Linked DNA regions of Homo sapiens: region 1 is linked to region 2. The links are chromatin contacts, found by Hi-C or POLR2A ChIA-PET in ENCODE. All regions are on one chromosome and are shown on one strand. Each heading gives the region's core, a stretch centred on a gene start or an enhancer-like site at or near the end of the contact. The rest is flanking DNA. Distances are from core to core; before and after follow the strand shown. Region 1 has its middle 7.5 kb from the start of CASZ1. Region 2 overlaps CTNNBIP1 (catenin beta interacting protein 1).

What was found. Hi-C counts contacts between places; a loop is a spot of excess contacts on that map. ChIA-PET counts read pairs that join two places held with the same protein, here RNA polymerase II (POLR2A).
Region 1: a map of breast epithelium shows a loop between it and region 2 (19-fold over the local background). The contact joins two enhancer-like sites. A Hi-C loop is called at or near these places in 1 of 168 maps with a recorded cell type or tissue (breast epithelium). POLR2A ChIA-PET finds 5 or more read pairs at or near these places in 1 of 52 experiments (MCF 10A).

Annotation. Positions count from the first base shown.
Region 1 is chr1:10,801,933-10,806,406 of GRCh38, forward strand. No RefSeq gene overlaps it. Among named protein-coding and RNA genes, the nearest start is that of CASZ1, 7.5 kb to the left of the region's middle. RefSeq lists an enhancer at 1,949-2,521. Within about 2 kb of position 2,464, at least 12 of the 41 ENCODE cell types and tissues checked have a DNase peak (open chromatin) inside an H3K27ac peak, as active enhancers do; they include breast epithelium, where a contact is called at or near this core.
Region 2 is chr1:9,899,148-9,903,474 of GRCh38, forward strand. The region is part of intron 1 of CTNNBIP1 (catenin beta interacting protein 1); the gene reads right to left. Among named protein-coding and RNA genes, the nearest start is that of CTNNBIP1, 9.0 kb to the right of the region's middle. RefSeq lists an enhancer at 1,056-1,557. Within about 2 kb of position 1,369, at least 25 of the 41 ENCODE cell types and tissues checked have a DNase peak (open chromatin) inside an H3K27ac peak, as active enhancers do; they include breast epithelium, where a contact is called at or near this core.

The DNA.
Region 1 (4,474 bases), core at 1,214-3,713, 900 kb after region 2:
ACCTCCGCCTCCCGGGTTCAAGCGATTCTCCTGCCTCAGCCTCCCAAGTAGCTGGGATTACAGGCGCATACCACCACACCTGGCTCATTTTTTTATTTTTAGTAAAGATGGGGTTTCACCCTGTTGGCCAGGCTGGTCTCGAACTCCTGACCTCAGGCAATCCACCCTCCTCCGCCTCCTAAAGTGCTGGGATTACAGGCGTGAGCCACTGCGCCCGGCCTAATTAAAACTTTTTAAAAGTTGAGTTCATTCATTTTATTTACAAGTGTCTCTCTTGGGAGTCCTGGGGAGGGAGAACAAGAGGGGCTTTTTCCCAAACTCTGAGCTTGGTTCGCAAATCCCATCCGGGTTGGTGAACTTGACAAGTTCTTCCACCCCAAAATTCCGTCATTCTTTTAGCAAAGTACGTAATTCTTTGTTTCTGACTAAATATATAATATGTGGGTTTTTTTGTAGAAAATTCAGAAAATACAGATAAACAGGAAGAAGCAAATTTAAATTATCTGTAATCCTACCACCTATGGTTGTCAATGTTCTGGTTGATGTTTCAGTGTATTTCCTTCCAGTCTGGGATTTTTATTTGTTTGTTTTTTTGATCTTGGCTTTGTTTAGTTGTGTAAAATCAGAATCACACTGAACATACTGGACGGTGGGGTTTTTTTTTTTTAGTCTGACATGTGTATGTAGCATGAACACTTCCTCAGGTCATTAAATATTCTTTTCCAACATGATTTTTAATGGCCGTATTGTAGAGTTGATCATAATTTACTTCCGCAGTACTTCACTGTTGCAAATTTTGGACATCGAACTTGTTTCTGATTCTTTTCATTATTATAAATAACTCTAATGAATATCTTTGTCCATAAATAATCATGCACATTCCTTAAAGTGGAATTGTTGAGTCCAAGAGTGTGCATACATTTCGAAGCCATTCCTATCCATTGCCAGATTGCCTCCTCCCCGGAAGGTTGTGTTCATTTGCCCTTCCACCAGCGCACATCTCCTGTCTCCTCTCCAACCTTTGGTGTTCTCTCTCTGTCTTTTTTTTTTTTAACCCCTGCTAATTTAATGGGTGAAAGAGTCTATGATTCTAGTAATGAATCCTTATTAGAACTGTGCTGGCCACAAGCAGGGGCTGTTTCAAGGTTTGAGCAGCCTTGCTGAGATCCACAGCCGCAGGCAGGGATGGAGAGAAAGGCAGTCTCCCAGGAACTGCGGCCCACAGCATCGCGTTGACAGGTTCCCCGAGGCTTCCAGAACAGCTACTGAGCCCAGGCTTCTTAGGCAATTCTCAGCCGAGGGGAGAGAAGGAGTAGGGTCTGTCTCTGTCCTTCAGTCTCAACAGAGTTGAGCTCCCCACCTCCTCCTACCCCTTCACCCACACCTTCCGGAAATCTCTCTCGACAGAAAAGCCTTAGGGATTTCTATGCCATAAATACTACCTGTTTTCCGAGCTCAGGATCCACACTTTGTACCTGCTTTCATTTTCCCTGTCCGAGCTCTCAATTCAGCTCCAAGCAAGGGACAGGCTGTCTTGCTCTCTGACTCAACCGCTTCTTTCCTAGTTAGTTCTAATTAATTTGCTTTTTCAGGGGTACTTATGTTTACCTCTGCCTGGTAACTACAAGAATTGCAAGTGACTAACATTTTCCTTTTAGGAAATTCCCTAGTCCCAGGGTCTCTGATCTCGATGGCCCCTTGCAGCTTTAACATTCTCTGAACTATCTACCTTTTTTTTTAAGAAAAAAGTTGTTTTAAATTTCTGGGGAGAAAAAAAAGGAGGGTAATTCACATTCTCTGCAAACAATTCAGGAAACCCAGTGAAATACAGAGATAAATATAATGCAGAGAATAAAAAAACACCCACCATCGTAGAGGCAGGTATTTGGGTGTGAATTGAACTTAAGAATTTAAAGAACGAATTGAAATGAAACCCTGCAGATATATCTTTTCGAGGCCCCCTCAGCAGCCTGCCTGGGAGATGTGTGTGGATAGGGGTGTCATTCATGCCAAGTGGTGAGGTGTGTGAATGTGATTTTATCTGTGTGGGAGGGAGTGTGTGTGTGCACTTGTGGAGGTGCGGGACTGCATTCCCTTTAAAGAAGGGTCCTGGTCCATGTAGGTGTGGCTGTGCTGTATTTGCACATGGGGAGACTGCTTCTGCTGTCAACAGCCACCCAAATACACAGCAATCCAGCCAGGTGAGGGGCAGGGCCGATGCTGACATCACCTCTTACCCGAAGATCCTGGGCCAACACCTTAACCCCTCCCACGCCTGCCAGGGTGGGGCAGGCCTGGCCCCAGGGCCTGTGGAACAGGGAAAAACAAGTGATGGAAAAATCGGAGGACCAGCCTCCCCACTGTCCTCAGAGCAAAGCCACACTCTCACAGCCGTGTGGTCCCTGCCACGTGCCACATGGGCCCACACAGCCCCTGCCCCTTTCTCTTCCCTCCCACCTCTCCCAGATCTGATAGCAGAAGCCAAAGGGACTAGTCATGGTGGTGCTTTGTCTTGGGATGCGATCTTGCCAGAAGTTGGTGTGGAAAGGGAACCTGCCCTGGGACTCCGGAAGTGGCTATGCTTCCTCCCGACGGGCACCTGTGCAGGCGCCGGCTGCCACCCTTGGCTGGCGTCACATGGAGGGCGGGGCTGGCCATGGAGGCAAGAAAGAGCTGTTTTGCTGATGAGCTGCCCTCCTGTCACACGGGCCGGAGTGCCAGGTCCCTGGATGTGGGTGGGGGAGGAGGAGGACTGCCCTGCTGTGCCAAGCTGGCCCAGATGTGAGCGACAGCCCGGCCTGCCTCTCCCCACTCCCACTCACATATTCACACACCCTCTGCTCCAGCCACACGGATCTCCAAGCTACCCCGCTTGCTCCCAGCTCCAGACCTCTGTCTAGACTGTTCCTTCTGCTCTAAGGCCTTTCGCCCCTCAGCTCACCCATTAAGACCAAAACAGGTGGCACCTCCTCTGGGGAGCCTTCCCTGATGTCCCTCTGCCCCAAATTGGGTTAGGCGCCTCTGTCTGTGCCCCCGTAGCCCCCTTGTTTTCTCCATCATAGCATACGTTATAACTGTCTTCTCCCTAAACCCTCCCATTAGATGGTGTGTGTGTGGTTTTAAAATCTATGTTTAAATCATCACTGTATTTCTTTTCTTTTTTTTTTTTTGTTTTTTGAGACGGAGTCTCACTCTGTCACCCAGGCTGGAGTGCAGTGGTGCAATCTCGGCTCACTGCAACCTCCGCCTCCTGGGTTCGAGCAATTCTCCTGCCTCAGCCTCCTGAGTAGCTGGGATTACAGGCACCTGCCACCATGCCCGGCTAATTTTTGTATTTTTAGTAGAGACAGGGTTTTGCCATGTTAGCCAGGCTGGTCTCGAACTCCTGACCTCAGGTGATCCACCCGCCTCGGCCTCCCAAAGTGCCGGGATTCCAGGCGTGAGCCAACGCACCTGGCCTAAATCATCGCTGTAGTTCTGAATTAGGTCACATGGGTTCAAATTCAGCTCTGCTACTTACCAGCAGTGTGACTTTGGGCAACTCCCAACCTCTCTCAGCCTCGGTGTCCCCATCTGTAAAATGGCAACGAAACCAGGATCTGCCTCACAGTATTGTCAGGAGAATTAATTGAGATAATTCATGCAGGGCACTCAGCCTGGATTCACACATAATGACTGTTGTTATGATTATTTCCAGCATCCAGCAGAGTGCTTAGAAAATGACAAGTGAACGAATAGTCTCTCTGTGCTCGACGTGTATGCGTGTTGGGGGATGTGTGGTGTATGTCAGGGCATGGGGATGGATAGGAAACCAGGACCTTCCAGGAGGCAGGTCCCGTATGAATGTGTGTGTCCACTCTGAAGGGTAATGGGCTCGTTATTTATGGTCAGGGCTTAAAAAAAAAAAAAAGAAAAAAGACAAACCAGTGTTCAGTAATGACAAAGTAATTACCTTTTTATTATTTTTTCAATAGGATTCAGAGGAGTGTGGGTCTTGGCTGCGGCTTGGCTTCCTGAGGCTCTGTGCTGTCTCCGTGCCCACTGCCCTGCCAGAGAAGAGGCTGGGTGGGAGAGGTCCGAGTGGCGCTCCTCAAGGTGGAAGGGGTCAGGGACCAGGGAGAGGGGCCACCCAGTTGACAAAACAAGAACCCCAGGCCGGGCATGGTGGCTCACGCCTGTAATCCCAGCACTTTGGGAGGCCGAGGCAGGCGGATCACCTGAAGTCAGGAGCTCGAGACCAGCCTGGCCAACATGGCAAAACCCCGTCTCTAGTAAAAATACAAAAATTAGCTGGGGGTGGTGGCGGGTGCCTATAATCCCAGCTACTTGGGAGGCTGAGGCAAGAGAATAGCATGAACCTGGGAGATGGAGGTTGCAGCGAGCCGAGATGGCGCCACTGCACTCCAGCCTGGGCAACAGAGTGAAACTCCATCTCAAAAAAAAAAAAGGGAGAGAGACCCAGAGGTGAAGTTCT
Region 2 (4,327 bases), core at 119-2,618:
TAAGCGGCCTTAAAAATATAAAATGAGGCCGGGCACGGTGGCTCACGCCTGTGATCCCAGCACTTTGGGAGGCCAAGGCAGGCAGATCACCTAAGATCAGGAGTTCAAGACCAGCCTGGCCAACATGGTGAAACCCCATCTCTACTAAAAATACAAAAATTAGCTGGGTGTGGTGGCGTGCACCTGTAATGCCAGCTACCCAGGAGGCTGAGGCAGGAGAATCGCTGGAACCTGGGAGGCACAGGCTGCAGTGAGCCGAGATGGCACCAATGCACTCCAGCCTGGGCGACAGAACAAGACTCCATCTCAAAAAAAAAAAAAAAAAAAAAAATGACAGGCGCAGTGCCTCACGCCTGTAATCCCAGCACTTTGGGAGGCCGAGGTGGGTAGGTCACAAGGTCAGGAGATCAAGGCTATCTTGGCCAACATGGTGAAACCCCATCTCTACTAAAATACAAAAAATTAGCCGGGCATGGTGACGCATGGCTGTAATCCCAGCTACCTGGGGGGCTGAGGCAAGGGAATCACTTGAACCCGGGAGGCGGAGGTTGCAGTGAGCTGAGATCATGCCACTGCACTCCAGCCTGGCGACAGAGCAAGGCTCCGTCTCAAAAAAAAAGAAAGAAAGAAAGAAAGAAAGAAATGGCTGTGCATGGTGGCTCACGCCTGTAATCCCAGAACTTTGGGAGGCCGAGGTGGGTGGATCACCTGAGGTCAGGGGTTCGAGACCAGCCTAGCCAACATGGCAAAGCCCCACCTTTACTAAACCTACAAAAATTAGCTGAGCCTGGTGGCACATGCCTGTAATCCCAGGTACTCGGGAGGCTGAGGCAGGAGAATCCCTTGAACCCAGGAGGCAGAGGTTGAAGTGAGGCAAGATTGCACCACTACACTCCAGCCTGGACGACAAGACTCCGTCTCAAGAAAAAAAAAAAAAACAATCAATAGAATGCCATTAAAATGAGTGAGGTGGAGGCCGGGTGCTGTGGCTCACGCTTGTAATCCCAGCACTTTGGAAGGCCGAGGCGAGCAGATCACAAGATTGAGACCATCCTGGCTAACAAGGTGAAACCCCATCTCTACTAAAAATACAAAAAATTAGCACAGCATGGTGGCATGTGCTTGTGGTCCCAACTACTTGGGAGGCCGAGATGGGAGGATCACTTGAGCCTGGGAGGTTGAGGCTGTGATCACGGTGAGCTGTGATCGTGTCACCACACTCCAGCCTGGGCGAATGATGTTTTTAAATGAAGTGGAATGCGGTCAGATGAGAATGAAAGAACACCCTTCATCTGAGTGCTCTTGCCAGTGCAGTGCGGTGCCTGACGCTAAGCACTTCAATCTCCACTGTCACCACTCATGGACCTAACAGGCCACTCCTCTTTAGAGATTAGGAAGTGAGAGTGGGAAGCCAGCACCCAAAGCAAACACAAGGCAAACGGGCACACGTGACCCCTTGTGCCAGCAGCAGCAGACCTCAGGAGGGAGGAAGGAGCCAGGTCTCTGCACTGCTCCGGCTGCCCGAGCTCCCTTACATCCCACCACAAACTCTGGAAGACTGCTCTGTGCAGGAAAGCAGAACTGGGGGCCAGCTTGCTTGCCTGTAAGCCCCACCATGTCTTCCAAAAAATCACCAGCACCTCATCTTCCTGCAACTCCAGCGATCGGCCAGAGGAAGGCTATGTGCCCCTGGAGGCTGTGGGCAGTGCCAACAGTATTAACACACACGGAGGGAGAAGGACCTTCTGCCTCAGTCCAGAAGCCGAGTGTGAGCACACGCTCAGGAACAGGCTCATAGGGCCTAGCCAGAGCTGACCTTGGCAGGTACTTTTGCTCCCTTCTTGGTAAGTAAAATGGGATTATTCAGGGGCTCAGACCCACCACTTCACCAGCTTAAGTGCTACCAGTACTAACAGCTTCACGTATTTAAATCATACCCCAGGCCCCTCCCCAACACACAAAAAAGAAATGTAAAATTACAGAGAAGCATTAAAATGTCATCTACCTGGAAAGAATAACAGAAACCTAGAAGTTCAGAAACAGGTCTCATTTCATATTCCTGCAGCAGAAGGATATTTAGGATATTTGGCAAGGGTGCAAGTCAGGGTCAGGATGGGTCTCTGGGAAGCCAGGGCTGCCTGAGGCAGGTGGCTGTGAGGCCTGTCTGGGCAGGGAGGTCAAGGCTAAGTATCTCCTTGGAAACTGGTCCAAGGTTTGCTTGGTGATTGATCAGGAAGAACAGGGGTGGGGCCCATATTATGTGAGGTGTTTGATCCACAAGGGATCCTGATCTTTGCAGGAAGCCTTGCTGGTGGAATCTAGGACTTCAGGGGTGGTAACTTCATCTGCCCTGGGGTGGTTATTCGGTTCAGGTCAAGGACATTGACCACAGGATTCCAGCAGCAGAAAACATGTGGGTTAGACACTTGGGTGCTACTCGGGCCTGAAAAAAACACCTTAATTGGAGCTGGCTCTCAAAGCCTCCTCCCCAGCTCTCCATGTGGGAGAGGATATGGAAGTGGGTCACAATCTTCTAGCTGAAACAGCGTCACTGCGGGCTCCAATCACACTTGAAGATGTCCAGGTGCACTGAGTGACCTGGCCTCCTCGCTGTGCAGGCCTTGCCTTCCTAATCAGATGCTGGATGCTGCTGCCCCGCCCCTCAGCTTGAAGGGCCAGCTGATTAGCACCGGGAGTGCCACATACAGTGACATGACAAGGGCTGGTGAAAATAACATCGCACAAGGATATGCCTCGCTGTCCTGGCACCCTCCTCTCACTCCAAATGTGAGTGGCTGCCTCTGCCAGCCCTTTGCCCTCTCTACCCAGCCCTGGCTGGAGGGAGAGAGGAACACTGTGTGCTTTCACATGAACTGCTTGCTAGACCTCCCTGACCTTGGTCTTTGAAGAGAGCTGAAGGCCTGGTGCTTGGGGAAGAAAGAACCCTGCCCCCACTCTAATCTGTATATATTGACCCAAAATGGGGGCCAGAGGACATAGGTGTCCATGTGCATCAGTTCCCCCAGGAACCCCATGAGCACTGTGGAGAGCCCGCCTGCCACCATATGCCTGCTTTCCAAAGTTGGCAGCGAGAGACGTGTCGGGCAGGAAGAGAACTCTGCAGAGACAAGGTCTGGCGCCTGTTACATAAGAAGTGCACCGTGTTAATGGCAGAACTTCAAAATCCACAGCCCCAAGCAAAAACTTTGAAAAGAAATCCTCAATATGAGCATTTCTCCCTGACTGAAACTCAAGTTAACAGTCAAAGGGTTAAGGCTTTAAGTGGGAAGGGAGTTCTTGCTAACCATGGCTCCTGAGGTGTGCACTGTTTCTCAAGATGTCCATACCAAGTACAGCTTTTGTTACAGGACACGGAAGGGCTCTAATTGTTTCACTCTTCCCTTGCTCTTCTGGAAAGCCAACCCAGCCCCCCACCTTAATGTCCACTCAGGGCAGGTAGCCACTGGGGCCAGTGTGCATCTGGAGATCATGTCCTGACTCTCCTCCTAAGAGTTCAAAGCACTCTCATCAAATCATTCTTTCTTCATTCACACGATCCCAACTATATAATAAGCCTTTTGGTCCTAGACTAAGAGCTTGGTATGGGGAAGAACTTTTTTTTTTTTCTTTTTTTTTGAGACAGAGTCTCACTCTATTGCCCAGGCTGGAGTGCAATGGTGCAATCTCAGCTCACTGCAACCTCCGCCTCCAGCGTTCAAGCAATTCTCCTGCCTCAGCCTCCCGAGTAGCTGGGACTACAGGTGCGTACCACCACGCCAGGCTAATTTTTTGTATTTTTAGTAAAGACGGGGTTTCACCATGTTAGCCAAGATGGTCTCAATCTCCTGACCTCGTGATCCGCCTGCCTTGGCCTCCCAAAGTGCTGGGATTACAGGCGTGAGCCACCACGCCCGGCTGGGGAATAACTATTTTTGTCCTGCTTGCCACGATATTCCTAGTACCTATGATGGTGTCCAGATTGTAATAAAGCCTTAATAAATATTTGTTAATTGAATCAATGAGTCATTAGAAGGAAGGAGGGGAGGGAGGGAGGAGTAATGGAAGACAACCACCACTTCTTGGTGTCTCTGTGATCCTGGCTTATAAAAAACATCAGAACCAAGATTAGAAACCAAGCCCTTTAACTCCCTCTTGGCCCTGCCATTGGGGGTCCTCAATCATGTTATGATGCACAGAACACATACCTGTTTACAGAAGTTTCTACACTACAACACAACCATGAAAAATGGAGCCACAGGTATGACCCTCAATCCTTAAGAAACTTCAAAAGGGGAGAACAATGTTTTTGTCCAGCTATTCCCCCACA